Regions from separate parts of the Mus musculus genome. Here region 2 is linked to region 1. A link is a loop called in an ENCODE intact Hi-C map of the cell type or tissue named here. Cell type or tissue: left cerebral cortex. All regions are shown on one strand.

Region 1 (4,000 bases):
TAGAAGACCCAGATTTGATTCCCAGTCACTGCATGGTGGCTTCCAACCACTCATAACCCCAGATCCAGGGATCTGATGCTCTCTTCCGACTGCTGTAGTCACCTCCATGCACACACATAGGTAAAACATGCATACACATAAAAAATCAGGACATCTCCAAACAAACCTAGCCCTCAGTCCCTGTTTTTTTGGGAAAAAAAAAAATCCAATGCATAGTTCCTAGTCAGTTGCCAAGTTCCTTGACCCCTATTTACATGCCAGGATTTCTACTCATTGTCACTCTGGTGTCCTCAGTGAAAATATCAGCAAGTCAAAGTGACAGCTAATGATTTGTTGTTAGCAAATAGCTTTTGCCTGTGGATGCCCTGAAAGGATCTTTGCACTTGATCAGTTAACATCTCAGAATTGCTCAAGTTAAAGAATGACAACAGCTAACCCAGGCATGGCGGTGTATACCTATGACCCCTGCAATAAGACGACAACCTCAGCACTGCAATCCCAGTCTGAGAAGGAAGGCGCAGTGTGAATTTGAGGCCAGCCTGGGTTTACATAGTCAGCTGCAGCCTCAGCCTAGATAATAAAAGAACACAATAGCCACATTTACTTTTTTGTTTGTTTTGGTTTTTGGTTTGTTCGTTTTGTTTTGTTTTGTTTTGTTTTGAGACAGGGTTTCTCTGTATAGTCCTGGATGTCCTGGAAATCACTCTGTAGATCAGGCTGGCCTCGAACTCAGAAATCTGCCTGCCTCTGCCTCCCAAGTGCTGGGGCTAAAGGAGTGCACCACCACCACCTGGCTCCATATTTACTTTAATGTGTGTGTGTGTGTGTGTGTGTGTGTGTGTGCACGCGCGCGCATGCATGCTCAGGTGAGAGGATAAGCTTAGATACTGGTCCTCCCCTTCACCTTGCTCCAGGCAGGATCTCCTTTTTATCATTGCACTTCATGCTCCAGGGTAGCTGGCCTGCTTCTGTGGATTCATTCTCCTGTCTCTGCCTCCCATAAGCATGCTGGTATTACAGACCTTCATTTACTGCTTTGGGCATCCACAGAGGTTCGGAATTCACCTCGTCAGGCTAGTGCTGCAAGCACCAAGCACTTTCACCTGCCCAGCTGGTTCTCTGGCCCATTTTCTTTTTAAAGGACTCAAAAAAAAAAAAAAAAAAAAAAAAAGCTATCACTCCAAGGCATGTAAAATGCTTTCATAAATATCTCATGGAAAAAAATGAAGACCAACTCCATCTGTGGTACTATTTGCTTTACTTCCTCAAAAAATAAAAGTCGGGGGAGGAGAGGAGGAGAATTCGGCCCCCAGGGACTGTATCAGGCATGTGAAGCGCCATCCATCATGTATGTCATGGTGAGTGACACAGTCCTGGGACTCAAAGCCTAGTGGTGCTGGGAACGCAGGGCCCTCCGCCCTTCTCTCTTCCCACAACTCCACTAGCTGCAGAATGTCCATAATACAGTCACACAGTAATGTTCTCTTTTGGTTTTTGGTTTGTTCGTTTTGTTTTGTTTTGTTTTGAGACAGGGTTGCTCTGTATAACTCTGTATAGTTCTCTGTCTGTCTGTCTGTGTCTCTACCTTTGTCTGTCTGCCTCTCTCACACACTCACTGCTGTAGCTACTCTCACACATCATAAGTCACAAGCTGAACCATGTGTATGTTACAGCTACACAGTCACATAAAAGCCATAGAAAAGTCCCAACAGCCAACAGCCAACCTCAATGTGTCCAAACCAATTCTTACTGATTCATAGTCACAGACAGACAGCCTCAACTTCACTCATGACCCTCAGAGACCAGCATGGCCCCTATGTTAAACATGGTCTGCCTCAGGTGCCCATGTTCACACACACTCTAAGCAGTCTGTACATACTCTGATAGCATAGACTTTGGACACATGCCAGCCCGGGCTCAAGTTCAATCTTTACCACTGATTACTTGTATAGTTATTTAACCTGTATGTCCTTAGCGCTAGAAAATGGAGATTACTTTTACTTTACAAATTTGATGTGAAGATAACAAAACAACCAGGCAAATGATAGTATGGTAATACTGTCTGACCCAGGGTGACCTGAGGAGTCACGGTAACTGCCATGTGTGGCTCTTGTCGCCAGAGGGCACCAGGGCTCCAAGGTGTCTGTGGAATTTGTTGGAAGTAAATGTCCCAGGAAGGCTGGGATTCCTGGCGTGTGGGGATATGTGCAGACTAGGGAGGTGTACAGGTGTATCGAGGCTGGGAAGGGTCTGGGAAACCCAGCTAGGGCCCCTGTGTGATTCTGGGCATGCAGGGCGTACTCCAGGAGAAGACCCTGACTGGGAGGGAGCATGCACAGTTCCCACACACGAGGCTCCCTTCTCCCACTCCCCCACTGGGCAAATCCTTTAATCCCACACAATGTCGGGCTTCCGCCATTGCTCCTGGCACAGAGGAATCCCAGAGACATGGGTTCCAAGTCTCAGTAGTTGAGGACCTGGGGAGGCCAACGCTGGGAAGCAGGACTCTGAGCACCAATCCACACGGCTCACAGAGACAGCCTTCCTTCCCTTTCCTGGGTTGCGCCAGAACTTCCTGACCCTGCTGTCTTTCCTGGTACGGAGCCAGCCCCAGCTGGCCTTTCCCCTCTTCCAGCCGGCTCCACACCTGCTCCCCGGGGCCAGGCCCTGGTAAGAGGCTTATCAGACATGTGTCTGGGACAGATAAGGCACACACCCCCTGTACCCCACATGCCTTATCCAGCCCTGCCTTCTCAGCTGCTTGGCCTTGTAGAAAGGCTTGCCAGCAGAAGGAACCCCACCCACCTAGGCAACAGGCCACCCTGTCCCCAGCCCTCCCTCGAGGGCTCTCTTCCCAGCAACCTCATTCCCTGTGATGTCATCACTTGGGGGGAAGCTTGGTCCATCATTCATGTCCAAGAGAAGCTGGGAAAGTGGGATCAGAAAGAAGTGCTCCCCAGGCACCAGGTCAGCAGCTGGATTGGGAGCAGGGGGCGGTGTCACAGGATCCTCCCCCAGGGTAGAGCTATTTTGGTGTTGGCTGCTTCACACATAACCATTCCTCTTCCTGTCCTCCCCATCCATAGAGGCTCTGGGTTCATTGGGAACAGCAACAGTGGGAAGAATTTATCCCACCATAGGGAAGCACTGGGTAACCAGCCTCAGGTCTGGAGCCAGCCCTGCCCTCCTCAGGGAGACTCGATATTTGGGAATCCCAGGGACCTTCCATCCCATTCCTTGGAACAGCACTGTGGAGGGAAGGATCATTGGAATGGCCAGTCTGATGAACATAGCACCTTAGCATAGCCTGCTGGTGACACACATTGACTTGTGGATACCGCTCCTGGTGACATAACAGCACGGTATCTATGGCATGCCCATGAGCTCAGTATCACTGCCATGTTCTTGGCTACACATGGACCCCAGACGGCCTTGTATTGGACTATACACCAACACTCCAACAAGGATACACATCGAGAACCCCATGTGTGGACGGGGGAGACCCCTCTTTCTCGGAGCCACGTTCTCAGAGAGTGACATAATTCTCAGCACACGGTGGACACTCAGAAATATTTGGTTAAGTGCTCGCTAAATTTTACAGGTCCTGAGGAAAAGCCATTCTAACTGCGGCCCCTCTCCAGGCCTAGGTGGGAGCATGGAGGGTTGGGTGGGGGACATCTCCACTTTTGTCACTGCTACCTCCAGCTCACTTCAATCATGGCTACTCCTCGGCTTATACCAGTCACAGAGAGCCACCTCTCCTCTTCTCTGGTGACCTATGCCAATGGTGTTCTGCAAGTTGGATGCCAAGAATGTTTAGACATCGTATACTTGTTCAGCATCATGAGTACAGACTTTTGAGTCCTCCACAGTGCTGGGAATGCTGGCTTCCTTGGCATTGTAAGGCTCTGTTAAAGGCATTTAAGAATCTAGGCATTGACTGCTCTGGAGACTTGGAAGGCTACCTGGACAGGGCCAAGGTTGATGCTTCCTGTTTGCC
Region 2 (4,000 bases), 54 kb after region 1:
ATCCGGCTGACAGCCTGAACAGAGGGAGAGAGAGATCCCACAGGTCAGACTAGGACAGGTGATGAGCCCCACCTGCTTCCGACTTGGCTGCTCATTCCCAGCTCCTTATCCATACTTACCTTTCATACACCTTGACACTCACGGGCTTGTTTGTGTTCTACCTGCAAACACACCAACAGGCGCTGGCAACTCAGTATCTGCTATCCTAGGCACACCCCAGCACTCAAACCACCTAACCACACACATAAACCCTCACCGTACAACTCCGTGCACGCATACCCACAACAGTACAGACAGGGGAATTTGATTACCCAGGACTGTACCTCGGCACCAAACCACTTTTATCCACAGGCTCCACCTGTGGCCCAGGGACCAGCAACATCACAGGACAGAATCCTCAACACAGGACACATGGTTTAGAGAATGGATCACTTACTGAGTGCCCATCACGTAAGGAATTCTTTATACTATGACTTCATTTAGTCCTTCCGAGGGCCATGAAGGGAAGTCACTTAGACCCATGGCCAGTTTGAGCACTCAGGTCCCAACAGCAAGCAGGCCTAGCCAACTAGGACCAGGCTGAGAAGGAGCCTTCAGCACTCAAGAGTGCCCTCCACCCAAAAAGGAGAGATGTTTAAACAGGTCCTTCCCACTGGAACAAGGGGCAAGAGCATACCCCGTGGGGCAAGCAATAGAGAGCCCCTCACCTAAGATTTCAGGCTAGCTAGCTAGCTCTGGAGCCTGATTAGCAAAGCTAGTTCTGATTCCTGAAATGGGGTACACTTGGACCCTAGAGGAGTAAAGTTCATACACTGGCAGAGGTGGTGGGGGCTGGGGGTGCCCTTGCTCGAACCAGGTCTCCCCTGTAGTTCCAAAAGGTCAAAAAATACTTCTGGCCATGCTCCTGAGAGCAGAATATCTCAAACAGTCACAAAATCACATAGACTGCTTTAGTACCAGCAGTCGGCATCCACACTCAAGGGACACACAGAGACCTACATATAGAGCTAGACACACTTGGGGTGACAGTAACATACGGAGCCACATATATCAACAAACCGCGGCTCGGACTTATACAAGCGTAGCCATACACCCAGACCCACGTGCAAGTATTCCCAACCCCTCCCTCCAGGGCAGGGGCTCTGGGTCAGGCTAGCCACCAAACTGAGGGGTGCGTCTGGGCGGGGCTGGGAGGCTGAACACGTGGCACCTCGGGACGGGGGAGGCAGTAGGACAGGTGGGTGTGGAGCCCTGGGGAGGGGTGCATGCAGTGGGGGATGTGGAAGTGGGGCCGGGGCCGAGCGCCTCTGCGAGACACAAGGCCGGGGCGAGCGAGGACAATGAGGGAGGCCGGATGGGGGCGGACGCCGGAGCCCAGGAGGCTAGCGGGATGGGGGTAGGGTGGGGTGCAGCCAGGCCGGGGGCAGCGCCGGTGCCTCGCTCACCGGGTCCTGGGCTGGGATCTGTGACGGCGCGCGGGCGGCCCCCTAGCCGGGCCGGGTCTGGAATGTCGGGGCCCTGGGTGGGGGGCCGCGCGCGCCCTCCTCTCTCGCAGCGCTCGGGGCTCAGCAGGGGGCGCCGCTCCAGCTCGGGTAGGGATCCCGGCTCCAGCAGCTGTGGACGGCTCTGTCCCCCATGGCCCGGCCCCACCGCCCGGTCAGCGGTCCCCGAGGCTCCGGGGCCACCTCCCGCCGCCGCCGCGGGCCATGGAGCCGAGCCGCCCCGGGAGGCAGGGCGGGGCCCGGCAGACCCACGGACCGGCGGACCGACGGACCACTGCGCTGCCGCCTCCCTCCCGCGCTACGGCTCCTCGGAGGGGCAGGCCAGGCCGGCGCGCCCGCGCGCGCGCCCCCGCGGCCCCCGCCTCCAGTGCGCCCGCACGCGCCGCGCGCCGCTCCGCCGCCCGCCCCTGCCGTTGGCCCTGCGCGGCCCAGCCAGCGGGGAGGTGCGTTTGCGGATGCCTGAGACCCAGGAAGGACGCAGGAATCCATCAGGTTCCTCCATCAGCTTGCTTTAGGGATGGGAAGAGACCAGGAGCCGGATGGCTAAGGCCCTTCAGGTATTTGGGACGGGGTCTGGATAGTGGGCAATTCAGAGGGTTAGGGCCTTGCCAACTCTTTCCTGGGAGCATGAGTCAAGGTCAGCCAACCAGGGCTGCCTGCTGGGTAAGACCCCTAAAGGTGTTGACTGAAAAGGACTTATTAGGTAAAAGCAGGTTGGGTAAGATTTAGGGTGGTGTTGGAATCAAGAATTGTATAGGAATAGGCGGAGCTGAACAAGGCCCTAGGAACTAAGACCATAGAAGAGGTTTCTGGAAGGGTTAGGTGTTCATACTGGACTATCAAATGTAAAACACTGTTCTCCAGGAAAATCCAGGTGCGGGGAGTTTCAGGAGTATAGCGACAGAGAGGAGAATTAGCTGTAGTGAGTTTGGGTCTAGTGCACAGGGGTCCAAAGACATAGGGCTAGGAGGATCTCAGAGCCCAGACTCTTCAATGAAGAGGTGCCAGCATTACAGCCAGCCTAGCACCCTGATCTGCCACCCAGGAGCCAGCAAGGTCCAGAGCAGAGATGATGTGTAGACAGAAAGTTACAGGAGGTTGGAGTGAGTGAACAGGTCCTCCCCTTCCTTTGTGAAAGGTGTCGCAAGGGGCCAACAGAAGCCTCACTGACTGGGACAAATACCAAGTTTATTTCACAAACACTAGGAAGATGGGCTGGATGGGGGTTGAGGGGGGCACAGGTGCACAGCTGTACACAGTCACCATCAGCAGCCCACTCCCCACACTGGGGTTCAGTCTGGACTGCAATGCCTCCAGAGTCAACAGGCAGCAAGAGGTGAGTGCAGGGGAGACCCTGAACACCAAGCCCCAGAAAGGCTGAGGGACACAGCTCCAGCTGTCCCAGGAAAACCAGCAATAAATAACAGTAGGGCACGGCCCCACCCATACAGGTCATCTAGTCACCCATCTTCACTCTGGAGGTCTGCAAAGGAAAAACAGGACAAATCAGGCAGGGACAGTGACCAGTGACAAGACCAGAACCAGCAGGCCAGTGGGTGGACAGACGGACAGACACACTATGACAGACAAACAGACATGGACAGTAACAAAGGAGCTCAGCTGTACAACAGAGAAGACAAGTCCCATGGACAGTGTTAGTGTCGCCAAGAGTCAGCCCAGTCAAGCACCCAAGTCACAAACTCACACACTGGAAAATATGAATTTAGACATGCTAGTCTACTGACAAGTGTGTCATACATACAGAACACAGACCCTGAGAGACAGAAACTCCACAAAGACATTTTCAGAGGCAGCCGAGGAAAGAGATGCTAATGGAGAGACTTAGGAAAGATGCGTGCATCTAGAGCAGGAGACAAAGGGGGACCAAGAGATGGGAAGGGGAAAAAAGGGAGGCACTTCTGTTCCTCTCTAGGGGGACTCGCACCTGAAGGATTGCAACAATGACCCCAAAGAGGCCAATGGCACTGCCAAAGATCTCCACGATGAGAATTTTTACAAAGAGGCTGGGGTTCTGTGCATCCGCCAGGGCGGCCCCACTGCCCACGATGCCCACGCAGACTCCACAGAACAGGTTGGACAGACCGACTGTGAGGCCAGCCCCAAACATGGAGTAACCTGGAGGATAAGAAGTAGCTCGTGAGGTGGAGGCAAGCAGGAGAGGAATGGTCCAGTGTGGGCTAGCAGGGCCAGTCCCACCCCAACTCTGCAGAGCTGAGACTCTCAGCTATGGAGCCAGGAAGCAGGAGTAAGTGTGTAAGGCCCAGGTGTGTACGTGTGGTAGAAGCAAGTGTGTAAGGCCCAGGCGTGTATGTGTGGTAGGGTGTCTGTCTCACTATGTCATTATGTAGTGCTGGCTGGCCTCTTAACTCACTTGGTGCTACCCCCGTCCCAGGACTGGGGTTAAAGGCCCAGAGCACCATGCCGAGTGAGCTCTATGTTACCCACTTACCTGCATGGTAGTTTCGATGGCCAATGGC

The links. Hi-C counts contacts between places; a loop is a spot of excess contacts. Peaks named below come from ENCODE experiments on the same cell type or tissue, not always from the same donor. Only the 100,000 strongest peaks of a DNase experiment are listed, where the experiment ranks them.
Region 2: it touches region 1 in a loop (2.6-fold over the local background); 3 of 42 quality-filtered maps call a loop at or near these places.

What each region holds. Positions count from the first base shown.
Region 1 is chr4:117,827,583-117,831,582 of GRCm38, forward strand. No RefSeq gene overlaps it. Among named protein-coding and RNA genes, the nearest start is that of Slc6a9, 5.7 kb to the right of the region's middle. In left cerebral cortex, a CTCF peak has its summit at 2,107 (motif pointing right); DNase peaks (open chromatin) are centred at 1,099, 1,274, 2,118 and 2,484.
Region 2 is chr4:117,881,657-117,885,656 of GRCm38, forward strand. B4galt2 (UDP-Gal:betaGlcNAc beta 1,4- galactosyltransferase, polypeptide 2) reads right to left here and starts at 1,820. Exons shown (of 8, transcript NM_017377.5): 1 at 1,446-1,820; 2 at 120-161; 3 at 1-14. It overlaps Atp6v0b (ATPase, H+ transporting, lysosomal V0 subunit B), which reads right to left. Exons shown (of 8, transcript NM_033617.3): 6 at 3,973-4,000; 7 at 3,448-3,638; 8 at 2,674-2,985. The coding sequence ends at 2,959. Gm12841 (predicted gene 12841) reads left to right here and starts at 1,894. Exons shown (of 4, transcript NR_168719.1): 1 at 1,894-2,059. In left cerebral cortex, a CTCF peak has its summit at 1,570 (motif pointing right); DNase peaks (open chromatin) are centred at 1,056, 1,192, 1,807, 2,417 and 3 more places; H3K4me3 peaks cover 2,134 bases; H3K27ac peaks cover 1,708 bases.